Linked DNA regions of Mus musculus: region 2 is linked to region 1. Evidence: chromatin contacts called from ENCODE Hi-C or POLR2A ChIA-PET data. All regions are on one chromosome and are shown on one strand. Each heading gives the region's core, a stretch centred on a gene start or an enhancer-like site at or near the end of the contact. The rest is flanking DNA. Distances are from core to core; before and after follow the strand shown. Region 1 holds the start of Crlf2 (cytokine receptor-like factor 2). Region 2 holds the start of Zfp932 (zinc finger protein 932).

Region 1 (2,700 bases), core at 156-2,655:
AGCGTGGTGGCACACGCCTCTAATCCCAGCACTGGGGAGGCAGAGGCAGGTGGATTTCTGAGTTTGAGGCCAGCTTGGTCTACAAAGTGAGTTCCAGGACAGCCAGGGCTATACAAAGAAACCCTGTCTCGAAAAAAAATCAAAAAACAAAAACCAACCAAACAAAAAGACTGGTGCTTGCTTTGAGAAAATAATCCAGATACACACTCCCTTGTGTCCATATTTATTTGTTATCCATGCCAACTCCTTGCTTGCCTGTAAGTACTGGAACCTCGTTCCCTGCAGATCGATGACCCAATTGAGGTTTGTCTGCAGCAGGAACAGATGTTTTGTTCCACTCACCAGTGATCCTAAGATTGTGTGGAGAGTCCTCTGGGGACCATGGGACCGTCTGCAGAGTTTGTGCACAAGGTGACCCGGAGCTGGTGCCGACTGGAAGGGCTGCAGTGCCCTTTCTTTTTTCTTTCTTTCTTTCTTTTCTTTCTTTTTTTTTTTTTTTTTTTGGTTTTTTGAGACAGGGTTTCTCTGTGTAGCCCTGGCTGTCCTGGAACTCACTTTGTAGACCAGGCTGGCCTCAAAATCACAAGAACAACGCACCTAGAGGTGTCACTGTTCACAGAAAGTAGGGTAACCTTATATTAATCATTAATTAAGTACATGGCTTACTCACAAAACCACAGGTCAATATGATGGTAGCCATTTCTCAATTGAGATCCCCGGTTCTCAACATCTTCAGGTTTGTGTCCTTATGAATGAAACCATTTTCCACCAAACTTTAGTAATTGGTGTAACAATGCACAGTGCTGCCCTGTTTGTAAGTTCAAATTTGTATATTACTTAAAATCTTTGTATGATTAAGTACGACTTTTGTTAAGACAAAGAAAAAGATATGTTCACTATTATCTAATATTTACATACCATTTAAGTTTCAACAAAGCGATTTACTTTTGTGCTGGGCCACCTAGAGACTGGGAAAGGGAGAAGCAGAAGTGACCTGGAACAGAAAGTCACACGATGGCCAGCCACCTCCATCTTGGTGAGGTCAATGTGCAACCAAATGACAGAACAAAGAAGTAGAGAGGAACAGACATATGGGAGCAACACCTCCCTTCTGTTTTTGGATAAAAGACACACAATTTTTATTATTTACAAGTAAGCCTTAAAAAGCACCACAAGAGCCGGGCAGATTAGATGGGCGGGGGCGGGGCCTTGGAGGTTTGGGGGCGGGGACAGGCCGCGAGGGGCGTGGTCGGGGCGCACGCGGAGTCCACCCCCCCCCCCCCGCCCCCCCCCCGCTTCCCCCTATCCGGGTGATTGATGGGAAGAGGAAGCCGGGCCACGCCCATGTCGGTGAGTCGCCGCATCCGTTTATTGCCGTGGCCCCGCCCCGTCGCCCCAACCCCCGCCCCCGGCTTCCCGTTTTCGGCTCTAAGCGGCCTGGGCGCCCTCGACTCGGACCGGCTCGGACCGAACCAGCTGTCAATCACTGCAGCGTCCGCGGCCCCGCCGGCGACATGGCATGGGCACTCGCGGTCATCCTCCTGCCTCGGCTCCTTGCGGCGGCAGCGGCGGCGGCGGCGGTGACGTCACGGGGTGAGGAGTGAGCGGGGGCGGGGCTGCCTGTCAATCGCCGCGGTGGGCGGGGCCCGAGCAAGAGCTACCAAGTTGCTTTTCGTCCCATCATTGCTTTTCGTCCCATCATGAATATGCAAATAAGGCCTCTGGCCCTCCTAAGGGCGATCGGATAGCGCTTCGTTTGCATATTCATTTTGATCTTTGCGTATGCATGAGCCCCGCCCTCCCCCCCTACGCTCGGCGCTTTCTCCTCAGTAATATGCAAATGAGACCTAAACCCCGCCTTGACCTCATTAGCATAGTGCTGCCGCCACAATCTCGCTCCTCCTCCTGAATATGCAAATAAGGCCTCTGGGCCGCTCCTTCTTTGCATATTCATATACAGCTTTCCCGCTTATATGCAAATAACGCTTCGCCCCTACCGAGTTCTCACTCATCGCTTCTCATTTGCATATCCATCGGGAGATACACATATTCATGAGCGATGTATTTCTGTCTTCCATCCCCTCATGAATATAGAATTGATGCCCTGTCCATATGGATCACTATGCATTTGCATATTTTCCCCACGATTTACATATGCACAAGCCTCAACGTCTTGCTCCAACGTCCCTGATCATGAATATGCAGATGAGACCTCAGATCTCCGAAATTGAATCTGCCCGCTCCTCATCATATACTGCTATTCTCATATGCACCAGCCACAAAGTCTTCCATCCTTTTCCCCTCATGAATATGCAAAGAATGCTTCCCCAGTCCATCTCCACTCTGGTTCACTGCCTGCTCATTTGTGTATCCATTGGTCGCTTTGCATAGTGGTGAGCCCCGCTTCCCTACCGCTTTCTTTGCGATCATGTATATTCAAATGAGGCTCCGACTTGCTAGCTGCTCATTTGCATATTCGAGAAGCGCTTTCCATATTCATGAGCCCCCAATCCTTTTCCTTTTCTCTGTTTGTGAATATGCAAATGAGGTGTCGCCCACCGCTACAGTTCTTGGGCCTCTCGTTTACATATTCATTCCCTATATTTGCGTACGAGCCAGAATGTCTTCCTCTGTCTTCCCCTGCCTAGTGCATATGCAAATGAGGCCCGGCCTGCTCCCAGCGCCCTAGCCAAGGGTCTG
Region 2 (2,700 bases), core at 20-2,519, 440 kb before region 1:
CACAGAGACAGTATCCTAATTAATAAAATCAGAAAAATAAAATCAGAAATGAAAAGGAGGATATAACAGTGAAATATATCTTAAAATAATTATTCTCTTTTAAAAATGTTAACAATTGAAAATATTAAAATCATTTTCTACAAAACAAAAACAAAAAAAACAAAGTAAAGGAGCCCTGTTTTCTCTCTATACCCATGGCCTCAGGGAAAGCTCCCAAGGACTAGGCCCAGGCTGTGACTGGCTCTGGGTTTCAGAAGGAGCTGTGTCCTGCTCCAGACATGGGGACCTCAGGGAAACTGTAGCTGGATCAGGCTTGCACTCAATAAAACAGTCTTGTCTTCTCTTGTCTTTTCTTTTCTTTTTTCCCTTTTCACATGGCTGTCACTATGTGTCATCTTGCCAATGTGTCAGAACTACGCTTTTCTCAAGAAGAAAAGAAAAAAAGTAAGAAAAGTAAGAAGAAAAGTAAGGCACACCAGGCCTTACTGTAGATTGTGATCCTGTAATGCCCCATTGAGCAGCTGGTTAGAGGCCTGCTCTTTGATATGGAGACGGGCCTAGATGCTTACTGTAAATCAAGTTTGATTCCTTTGTTGTGGTTAGGAGCCATATTTCTGGGCAATCCTGGTGCATATGTATTATAGCATCCTAAACTCTAACTGCCCTGGTTAGCACATTACTTATCTGTGGGATATGTTACAGGCAGTGCACCCTCAGCTAAATTCTACTTGCTGTGACTTACTATTCGCTAAGCTTTAGTAAATCCTTTACATCATAAATTCTACTCTTTTACATCACAGCTTGATAGTGGATTGCTACCCAGCACAAGAGATGCCTTTTACAATCTCCACAAAGTTAACTCCAAATGGATTGTCCACCTTAATGTCAAATGCTAACAACAGAATTTGTAGAATCTAGGACTCTCTGAGTTTGGAATAACGCCAAAGATCTCGCTACACACCGGCCAAATGCTCTGCACAGATGCAGCCCCCACAGTGAAGTTATTCAGAGGCTACAGCTGGGTCCCGCGAGTGGCTAGGACCTCAGGGGACACCGCACATGGCCGCTGATTCCCAATGAGTCCCGGGAAAGACCCACCGCAGCAGATCGCGCTGCTCAGACCCCTGCTTCTCCCCATTGTTTTCAGTGACCCTGTACTCACCACCATGTCACAACTTCCAAGCTTGCCTGAGCACCCTCCACAGCATCCAGCGGCAGGACAGAGAGCACAGCATAAGGGACCATTCAAGCCTGCTCAGCTACTAAGGGAAACCGGCCCAAGGTATCCGGAAAACCCGCCTTCCCCTCTGACTGGCAGGTCCGCGTAGAGGCTCTGATTGGCCAGTAAGTCTTGAGTGACTCGAGCACCTCCTTTAGGGTTAGGGTGTGCTGAATGTACACAGTGCAGAGGTTCTCAGCCCTAGCTTCAAGTCCAGTGCCTGACTTTTTCCAGATCTACAGGGATTTGTATTTCTGTAGTATTTGTGCCTGTCCTCCGATAGCCTACCCATCTGTCTCCCCGCGCAGCCCCAGGGAGGCTCCACTACTCCACCTGCCGCTGCTCAGCCGCTTGCTTCTCCCCTAGGTGGGCAGTAACCCTGTGATCACCAGGTCTTGACTTCAGCCTGAGCTTCCCTCCCTCTGTAGGCTGTTTGCCTTCTTACTCCTGGAATCAAGGTAGGGAGCTTGCATAGCCCATTACTCAACTTGCAGGGGAGTTATCAATCTGTCCCATAAGCGGAAGGGTGCACAAGATACTAACAATCCAAGACAGATTTTGGGTAACAATAGTTTATAGAAATTAATAGGCTTACTAATTTATCACCCGCGCCCCCCAGTTCTGACACTTCGCTTTGTCCTCAGCCCCTAAACATCTTTCAGCATACATGATCACTTGTTAAAAAGTTCATCAAAAGTTTACACAGAAAATTAAATCATAAACTGAAATAGAAGTTTACAACAGAGAATGTTTACAGGCATGTGAGGAGCGGCCCGGGACTGCAGCTAAGTCTTATGACTTGCACCTGACTTCCTCATACACCTGAAAATAAGCCATGACCATCGACCATCGTGAGAGCAGGTGCACCATAATGCTGGCGGTGTAAACAAGTCCATATTTGGTGGAGGCGTGCCCCTGCTGCCCCCATTGGCTGAAGCTGCATGCCTGGTGAGGTGGCTTGGCCTGCCTTGAGTGGATGGGGGCTGAGAGTATATAAGCAGACCTCCCTGGGTTCCCAAGGTCCCCTTAGCAGCATCGAGGTGTTCCTGCAATAAAGGCTGTTGGGAAGAATCCAACCGTGTTGTGTCTTCCTTGCCGGCCGAGGTGGGCACAACACAGGCATATCCATTAGGAGTGATTATCTGGCTAAACATCCATCACTTGTCTCAGATCCACAGGTTCACAGAAGGCTTAAAACCATAACTAAGTTATAAGTGAAGTTCTGTATAGATAAACCCAGTCAGTATTTTACCTTCTGTCCTAGCTCCTATAATAAATCATTAGTTCCCTTTGGTCATTTTTTTTTTTTTTTAACAACCTCTTGGAATGTGCTCTGAGTAGGAGAAAGTCTGGTTACTATCTAAGAGCATTTAACTGGTGACATTTGAGGGACTGGCAGAGTTCTCGTTGAAACTTTGATTATCAGGAAAGGACTTAATAGCAGTCCCATTATAAAAGAGCTTAATAATCACAAATATAAT

The links. Hi-C counts contacts between places; a loop is a spot of excess contacts on that map. ChIA-PET counts read pairs that join two places held with the same protein, here RNA polymerase II (POLR2A).
Region 2: a map of T-helper 17 cell shows a loop between it and region 1 (3-fold over the local background). The contact joins the promoter of Zfp932 here to the promoter of Crlf2 in region 1. A Hi-C loop is called at or near these places in 2 of 37 maps with a recorded cell type or tissue (T-helper 17 cell and T-helper 2 cell). POLR2A ChIA-PET finds 5 or more read pairs at or near these places in 1 of 5 experiments (embryonic stem cell).

Annotation. Positions count from the first base shown.
Region 1 is chr5:109,557,698-109,560,397 of GRCm38, reverse strand. Crlf2 (cytokine receptor-like factor 2) reads left to right here and starts at 1,405. Exons shown (of 8, transcript NM_016715.4): 1 at 1,405-1,593. The coding sequence starts at 1,515.
Region 2 is chr5:109,995,096-109,997,795 of GRCm38, reverse strand. It overlaps Zfp932 (zinc finger protein 932), which reads right to left and starts at 1,269. Exons shown (of 4, transcript NM_145563.2): 1 at 1,163-1,269. The coding sequence starts at 1,168.